Regions from separate parts of the Homo sapiens genome. Here region 2 is linked to region 1. A link is an interaction called in ENCODE POLR2A ChIA-PET data of the cell type or tissue named here. Cell type or tissue: B cell. All regions are shown on one strand. Each heading gives the region's core, and the rest is flanking DNA. Links, peaks and the distances in the headings are about the cores only.

Evidence for each region. ChIA-PET counts read pairs that join two places held together with the same protein. Peaks named below come from ENCODE experiments on the same cell type or tissue, not always from the same donor. Only the 100,000 strongest peaks of a DNase experiment are listed, where the experiment ranks them.
Region 2: POLR2A ChIA-PET joins it to region 1 with 6 read pairs; 1 of 35 experiments calls an interaction of 5 or more read pairs at or near these places.

Annotation. Positions count from the first base shown.
Region 1 is chr19:16,833,788-16,838,153 of GRCh38, reverse strand. The region is part of intron 3 of SIN3B (SIN3 transcription regulator family member B); the gene reads right to left. Among named protein-coding and RNA genes, the nearest start is that of SIN3B, 6.6 kb to the right of the region's middle. RefSeq lists enhancers at 1,003-1,504, 3,804-3,893. In B cell, for the core only: no CTCF peak of the experiment used is centred there; a DNase peak (open chromatin) is centred at 1,853; H3K27ac peaks cover 927 bases.
Region 2 is chr19:17,089,415-17,093,780 of GRCh38, reverse strand. All of the region lies in intron 1 of MYO9B (myosin IXB), which reads right to left. SNORA118 (small nucleolar RNA, H/ACA box 118) reads right to left here and starts at 1,546; the gene lies at 1,416-1,546. In B cell, for the core only: no CTCF peak of the experiment used is centred there; DNase peaks (open chromatin) are centred at 1,940 and 3,080; H3K4me3 peaks cover 341 bases; H3K27ac peaks cover 1,695 bases.

The sequences.
Region 1 (4,366 bases), core at 884-3,383:
CACACCGAGCCAGGCTGGCTTTGGTCTCCAAGCTACCATTTGCCGACTGTGCTGCTCTAAACCACCCAGCACAAGCCCAGTTTTCTTTTTCTTCCGGCACCTCCTCTCTCCCCGTGCCCTGGGTGGCCTCATCAGGCAGAGTTCGAACTGCCTCCCACACCATGACAACCATCCTGCGTGGCCGACACGTCCATCTGAGCATCCACACACAGCCCCGCCTGGGTACTGATTAACAGAGCCTCAAATGGCAGGCACCGCACAGACACATAGCAGCCCCCCAACTGCCCTGGCCTTATGCACCTCAGCAGGGGCCCACACTTTTACCCAGAGAATCAGGCATCCTGAGATCAGCCCAGACTTCTCACTCTCACTGACACCCCCGCTCCTGATCTACATCATCATCCACTCTGCCCCCATCACATGGGAACCCCCTCTGGTCCTTGTCACCAGTCACTCTGTCCCCATCACTCAGGGCACTTCTCTGGTCCTTATCACTGTCCACTCCGTCCCCATCACTCGGGGGATCCCTCTCCAGTCCTTGTTACCATCCACTCTGTCCTCATCACTGTCTACTCAGTCCCCATCACTTGGGGACTGTCTCTGGTCCTTGTCACCATCCACTCTGTCGCCATTGCTGTCCACCTCTGTCCCCATCACTCGGGAGGCCTTCCCTACTCCTTGTTACCATCCATTCTGTCCTCATCACTTGGGAATTGTCTCTGGTCCTTGTCACCATCCTCTCTGTTCCCATCACTTGGGACCCTCTCTGGTCCTTGTCACCATCCACTCTGTTTCCATCACTGTCTACCCCGCCTCCATCACTTGGGGCCCCTCCCTGGTCTCCCAGGGGCCTCCTGACCCCTCATTCTCAGCACAGCAGCAGAACCGCCTCCCAGAACCATCCAGTGGTTCTCACGCTCCTGGCTCCCTCTCCCCCTTCTCTCCTTCAGCTCCTGACCCTGCCGTTCTCCTTGGCTGTTCCTCAAGCACACCCACTCACTCTCACCTCAGGCCATCACTCCCCACCAGGAACAGTCCCTCATGAAACAGGTCCTGCCCACAGCAACCTCCTCCCACCCTTCCCTGGCCTGCTCCATCCTCTCTCTGCCCTCTCCCATGCGCCACCCGCATCTGCCCATCTGTTTCTCATCGGACCCCCCACCTTGACTGTGCAGGAACCCTGAAAGCAGGGCCTCTGAATAAACCCCAGGGCCTGGCTCGGAGAAGGGGTCACCGCCTGCTCCATGAGCCAAGAAGATACAAACACAAGAATCGACTTGTTGACAACTAGCGGGACTTCCCCCAGAGAACAGCCAGGGGGCTCCCTTTGAATGTCGAGGGGCTGCTTAAGTTAGGAGCTGCACGTTAAGGGGTTATCTCTGTCTCTGTCCAAGCCAGCTGTCATCTTCCACGAGGCAGGGTCTGCCCTGAAGAGGACCCGCTAGCTGAGAGCGGCCATGTTCCCACCAGCATCCAGTTTCTCATTCCTGCACCATGCACTGCTCCCTGGCGACGTTCCAGAAGGTGGATACAGTCATGAACAAGACAGTGCAGGGCCCACCTCATCTTAAGGACTCACCGTCAACCAAGGAAGGAAAACCAATAAGAAACAATGCATTCTGAACTTCTTTTCCTAGCCGTTTTGAAATACATAACCCAGGGTGGTGTAAGAATGACACAGGGTAGGGACTAGGGGGCTCTCTGTGGAGCTGACATTACAACCAAGGCCTGAATTACCAGACAGTAAATGATGCTGACTCAGGAGGCCAAGGCAAGGCTCCAGTAAGAAGCTGTTCCTTCCTCCAAATTCCCCAGGTCGTCACTGGCCACACACCACGGCCTGTGTCTGTCTTCCCCTTTAGACTCGTGTTCTCAACCTGAGCAACTCTGCCACCCAGGGGACACTCGGCAACACGGGAGACACTTTAGGTTATCACATCTAGAAGCATCTGGTGGGTGGAGGCCAGGGAGGCTGCTCAAATACCCTTCAGTGTGCAGGACGGCACCTCGCCATAAAGAACAGTCTGGCCCCCAAAGCTGAAGACACCCTGCGCCAAAGGCTGCCCGAGGCTGGGACTCTCTTATTCACCTTCCTTACCACCTATGGGCCACTCCCTACTTGTCAGTAGCTGGCAGGCTTTGTGATAAAATTGGGGGGGGAAAAAGATACTTCAAAACAGTCAAACTAGAAAAACTAAGCAACAGAGAATACTGGCCAGGCGTGGTGGGTCACACCTGTAATCCCAAAACTTTGGGAGGCCAAGGCAGGAGGATCACTTGAGTCCAGCCTGGACAACATGGTGAAACCCTGTCTCTGTTTTAAAAATGTAAAAAAGGCCAGGCACAGTGGCTAACGCCTGTAATCTCAACACTTTGGGAGGCTGAGGTGGGGGATCACTTGAGGTCAGGGGTTCGAGACCAGCCTGGCCAACATGGTGAAAACCTGTCTCTACTAAAAATACAAAAATTAGCTGGGTGTGGTGGCACATGCCTGTAATAGCAGCTACTTGGGAGGCTGAGGCAGGAGAATGACTTGAACCTCAGAGGCGGAGGCTGCAGTGAGCTGAGATCACGCCATTGTACTCTAGCCTGGGTGACAGTGAAATGGTGTCTCAAAATTAAAAAATAATTCAATTAAAGTAAAAAAAAAAAAAAAAAGAACTTTGGGAGGCCGAGGTGGGCAGATCATGAGGTCAGGGGATTTCGAAACCAGCCTGACCAACATGGTGAAATCCCATCTCTACTAAAAATACAAAAATTAGCTGATAGTGGTGGCAGGCACCTGTAATCCCAGCTACTCAGGAGGCTGAGGCAGGAGAATCACTTGAACCCGGGAGGCAGAGGATGCAGCGAGCCAAGATCGTGCCATTGCACTCCAGCCTGGGCAACACAGCGAGACTCTGTCTCAAAAAAAAAAAAAAAAAAGATGGCCAGGTGCAGTGGCTCATGCCTGTAATCCCAGTACTTTGGGAGGCCGAGGCAGGCAGATCACGTGAGGTCGGGAGTTCAAGACCAGCCTGACCAATATGGAGAAACCCCGTCTCTACTAAAAATACAAAATTAGTCGGGCGCGCTGGTGCATGCCTGTAATCCCAGTTACTCAGGAGGCTGAGGGAGGAGAATCGCTTGAACTGGGGAGGCAGAGGATGCGGTGAGTCGAGATTGTGTCATTGCACTCCAGCGTGGGTAAAGAGCGAAACTCTGAAACTCTGTCACAAAAAAAAAAAAAAAGAAAGAAAAGAAAGAAAGAAAGAATATCACCAGGGCCTCTGTGTGTGGGAAACCCTGTGAGGCTTTCAGACGATGGCCTCTCAAAGGACTCCAGGGAGCCGAAAGCTCAAAGGACTCCTGAAGCCACGCGAGTCATGGCCTGGACCTGGGATATCTCTCATGTTTCTGTCCTGAAGCCACACAAACAACAGCCCAGACTGCTGGGAAACAGGGCTGGAAACCTGACAGCACCTGTGTCAATATCAACTGGAAGCCAGTGGGCTCCCAGGGGCCCCCGAAGAGAACAAACTTCTACACCTAAGCCTGGAAATGACTGTTCCCAGGCTGCAGCACGATGACCAAGGCCCTGCTGAGTAGCTACTAAGTGAAAGTTCTTTTCAAGCCTTTCCCCAAGTCGATGGGTCTGCACCGTCATCATTGTCACCTAAGCCACCTACGGGGAGACAAGACTGCCAGCCCTCCACGGTTGGGGACCCGCAGCTACTTAAAGGAAGAGCCAACTCCAAATACAACCAGTGTGGCGCCTGTCAAGATCTAGCCCTGAAAGCCGAGTTACTCCACGGGCAGGGACTCTGCTGAAAGGCAATTTCCACATGCAGGACGCACAGTTCACATCTTTTCACTCTGGCTCTTTCTGAGTGAGTGACAGGAACGAGACCCAGAGTTTCCACAGCATTCAGGCTCTGCAAAGTGCTCTGGTGGACGCTGCTATTGCAAATGAGCTTGGCTTTCTCCCGCAGTCGTGACTGTTCTGGAGATCAGTCTTGCTAAGGCTTTCATGGTCTAAGACACAAGCAGTACATCTGGATCCTGGGGCTTCATTTGCAAACAGGAAATGGAAGGCTCTTCAGAGTTCAGTGGCCACACGCTTCCAAGTTCCCCTTTAAAGCTGAGATTCAGCTGGGTGCGGTGGCTCACACCTGTAATCCCAGCACTTTGGGAGGCAGAGGTGGGCGAATCACGGGGTCAGGAGTTCGAGACCAGCCTGACCAACATGGCGAAACCCCCATCTCCACTAAAAATACAAAAAAATTAGCCGGGCATGATGAAGCGTGCCTGTAATCCCAGCTACTCAGCACGCTGAGGCAGGAGAATCTCTTGAACCCAGGAGGTGGAGGTTGCAGGGAGCCGAGAT
Region 2 (4,366 bases), core at 754-3,253, 260 kb before region 1:
GTGGAGGCTGCAGTGAGCAGTGACTGCACTACTGCACCGCAGCCTGGGCCACAGGGCAAGAACCTATCTCAAACCACCCCCCCCCCCACCCCCCGCAAAAAAACTGCTTTAAAAATTACATGGATTTAAAAGATCCCATTTCCCCAGGAGTTTATCTTTCTAAAACTTCTTACTCTGTATTCAAAAGTTCAGCCCTTGAGCCCAGGCACAGTTCCTCAGACACCACAGCAGGGAGATGGTCGGAAATCTAAAGGTACGTCAGGTTCCCAGGTGCCACATGGTATCGCTCACCTGGTCGTCCCAGGACGCCACGAGAGTTAATCATGGAATGTTCCCAGGCAGCTCCACAGGGCCAAGGAAGATGGACAGAGGTTTACGCACTTCTAATCCAGGTAAGGAATACAGGAGCCCAAACCGAAGATATATGTCTTTTTCTTTTTTTTTTTTTGAAATGGGAGTTTCACTCTTGTTGCCCAGGCTGGAGTGCAGTGGCACGATCTTGGCTCACTGCACCTCTGCCTCCAGGTTCAAGCCATTTTCCTGCCTCAGCCTCCCAAGTAGTTGGGATTACAGGCGTGCACCACCACGCCCAGCTAATTTTTTGTATTTTTGGTTGAGACAGGGTTTCACCATGTTGGTCAGGCTGGTCTCCAACTCCTGACCTCAGGTGATCCGCCCACCTCAGCCTCCCAAAGTGCCAGGATTACAGGTGTGAGCCACAGTGCCTGGCCAAGATACATGTCTTAATCACACATGCATGAATGTGTGTGTGCACTGGCATATGTACTTCCATGTGCTTGCATGTACACAGAGGAAACACATGTGAATACACACACTTCTGTGCATACAGTATACAAACATGAACACACCTCTGTGAACACAACATAGGACACACCCATGCTCATATAAACACAGCACACACATGGACACACTATGCACACACATGCTTGTACACATAGTCATATGCTTGTATACACACTCACATGCATGCACATGCATACAAGGACACAGGTATGAAAAAACATATGTGCAAGCGCTTTTTTTTTTTTTTTTTTTTTGACGGAGCCTTGCTCTGTCACCCAGGCTGGAATGCAGCGGTGCGATCTCAGCTCACTGCAACCTCTGCCTACTGGGTTCAAGAGATTCTCGTGCTTCAGCCTCCCATGTAGCTGGGATATAGGCGTGCATCACCACGTCTGGCTAATTTTTGTACTTTTAATAGAGACAGGGCTTTGCCATGTTGGCCAGGCTGGTCTCCAACTTCTAGCCTCAAGTGATCCAGCCGCCTCGCCCAGCATATACTTCCATATGAACACTCATGCACACACATGTGCCCAGCCACACGTATATGCTTGTACACAAAACACTTGCATGCACATGTCCACCCACATGTTCATGCCTACATACATGCGTACACCTGTGTATGTGCACACAGCGAGGCCTGGGCAGAGTTGGCCCGTCCTGTGACGTTCACTTTTGTGACCAGGGGCTCAGTGCAGCTCCCAGCTGGCGGGCTTTGGGCTGACTTATGGCTGAGCTGCCTGGATGTAGGCGACGCAAAACTCACTGGGATATGCCTACTTCCTCCTTCACAGCAGAGAGCAGCTCTGAGCGAGAAGCCAGGAGAACCCAAGGATGGGCTCTTTCTTCTGCTCCCGGCAGCCTCTGCCACCCACTGAGGGGACGGCTGATGCTAGCTCATGGAATCACAAGGGCTGAAGGCCACATGGACGGCTGCACTTGAGACTGCTCCGTGTCCTCCAGGGACTGCTGATGGAGCACCAGGAGCCCTCTGAGCCCTGCTGGGAACAAAGCCTGTGGGGGCTTCTGCAGCTCTGGGCCCCTGGTGTGCGGGGCAGAAGGGCAGACTCTCAGGAAACCCCACTCTCAGAGATGGGGCTGAAGGGGACGGTCACAGGACTGGCAGATGCGTGCCCCGCCCCCAGGCCAGGAGGAAGTGGATAAGGGCTTGCTCAAGGCGGCTGCTGAGCAGCCAGGGCTGCAGGGAAGGGGGTAGCCCTAGAAGGGACATCCCTCCCTGGGAGTGGGATGGGGGTGGTGGGAGCAGAAACTAGCTGGGACCACAAGCTGGCGTGCCCCCTGCAAGGCTCATCGGCCTGGTCCTCTCCTGCTCCCACAGGTGGGACCATGGGCCTGTCCTTTCACCCACAGCTCTGGGCTGACCCCCTATACCTGGGCCTGAACACTACCATACCCAGCTAATTTTTGTATTTTTAGTAGAGATGGGGTTTCACCATGTTGGCCAGGCTGGTCTCAAACTCCTGACCTCAAGTGACCCTCCTACCTCGGCCTCCCAAAGTGCTGGGATTACAGGTGTGAGCCACTGTGCCTGGCCACAAGACGCCATCTCTATAAAAAATTAAAAAATTAGCTGGGCGTGGTGGTGCACATCTATAATCCCAGCTACTCGGGAGGCCGAGGCAGGGGGATTGCCTGAGCCCATGAGGCCAAGGCTGCAGTGAGCTGTGATCATGCCACTGCACTCCAGCCTGGGCCACAGAGCAAGACCATGTATCAAAAAAACAAACAAAAAACAAAACAAAACTGCTTCCAAACATGGAAGCAACTGTTTTCATGCCTTTTGTGAAAGAATCCTTCCCTCCCTGGATTGGGGAGCCTCCTTTGTTAAATACTACACATGGCGTTATTTTATACATGTGGTCCGCCTCTGGGCTGCTGAGGCTTGTGAGGTGCCACGCTGTTTTGATTATCAGAGCTTCAGAGAATGTTCTCACTCGGCAGGGCTCAGTCTTTTGGGGTTTCCCAGGAGACCTGGGACCTGGAAATTAGTCTTACTGTGGCTTAAGATCCCTGCCCCAAGTGGATGTGAAACCTGCCCTTGGAAAATACCCTGGTTCTGGCGGGAATGGAAGGAAGCAGATTGGGGATGGAGGAACCAGGGACCTGAAGTCCCTGTGGGGGACAGCTCAGCCAAGTGGCGACCTCGGGTTATGGTTGTGTTTTGGGGTACGGGTCCTGAAAACGTGTTTCCTTCCTTAAACCGAATTGTCTCACCAAAATACCCCAAGGCTAACACACCCGCTCTACCACCTGACTCATGACCATCCCACGCACAGACAATGTGAACAGGAAGCAAAATACATCCTCCAGCTGACAGCATCAGTACGACCAAGGCCTTGTGTAAGAACAATCCCCTTGTCACCAAATGAAAATCAAACTGTCAGACTATAAAGATCCTCGAAGAAATGCCAAAAAGTGGTAACAAAGTGCCTGTCAACGGATAAATGGAAAAACACAACGTGGCCCATTCATCCAACAGAATATTATTTGGCCATAAAAAGGAATGAAGGCTGAGTGAGGCGGCTCACGCCTCTAATCTCAGCACTTTGCGAGGCCAAGGCCGGCAGACCGCTTGAGCTCATGAGTTCAAGACCAGCCTCGGGAACATGGCGAAACCTCGTCTCTACAGAAAAAAAACAACACAAAAATTAGCCAGGTGTGGTGGTGTGTGCCTGTAATCCCAGCTACTCAGGAGGCTGAGGTGGGAAGATGGCTTGGGCCTGGGAGGCAGAGGCTGCAGTGAACCAAGATTGTGCCACTGCACTCCAACTTGGCCAACAGGGCCAGACCTTATCTCAAAAAAAAAAAAAAAAAAAAAAAAAAAAAAAAAAAAAAAAAAAGGAAGGAAGCACCGATTCATGCTATAACGTGGATGAAACTAAAAAACATGATGCTGAGTGAGAGAAGTCAGACACGAAAGACCATATGGGGTGTGACTCCATTTATAGAAATGTCCAGAATGCCAGAACAGACAAATCCACAGACACAGAAAGTGATGAGTCGTTGTCAGGAGCTAGGGGATGAGGAGTGGGGAGTGATGGCTAATGGGGACGGGGTTTCCTTTTGGGGAATGAAAGTGTTCTGGAATCAGATAGAGCTGGTGTTGGCACAACACTGTGAATGCACTGAATGTTACTCATGATAAATTACACGTTATGTGCATTTCACTACAATAAAAATGATCACTCCTTTTAAAAAAACGGAGCGGTGCAAAAAGAAATGGCTATGTAAAACCAGGCCAGTATATGCTTTCTGCACTCTGAAAAAATGCCAATCTCAATTCAGGGCCTTTTCCTTGTGTTCTCATAGAAAGGAGGTGCAAGGAAAGGCATGACAACGAAAAAAAACAGGCCCTGGGGGTGGGGGTCAGTGGCCGGATGTGAATTAGCCGCTCTCAAGGCCGGCTGCACAGAAAGTAGGGTTCTGCCTACCAGTTTGGCGGAGGATTCGGAATTTACTGGAGAATAAAGGCCTCCGGACGGGGCCTCCAGAAAGTGTGGCGTAGCCGTTTCGTTTATATAAGGCCATAATTTGAAGCCACATG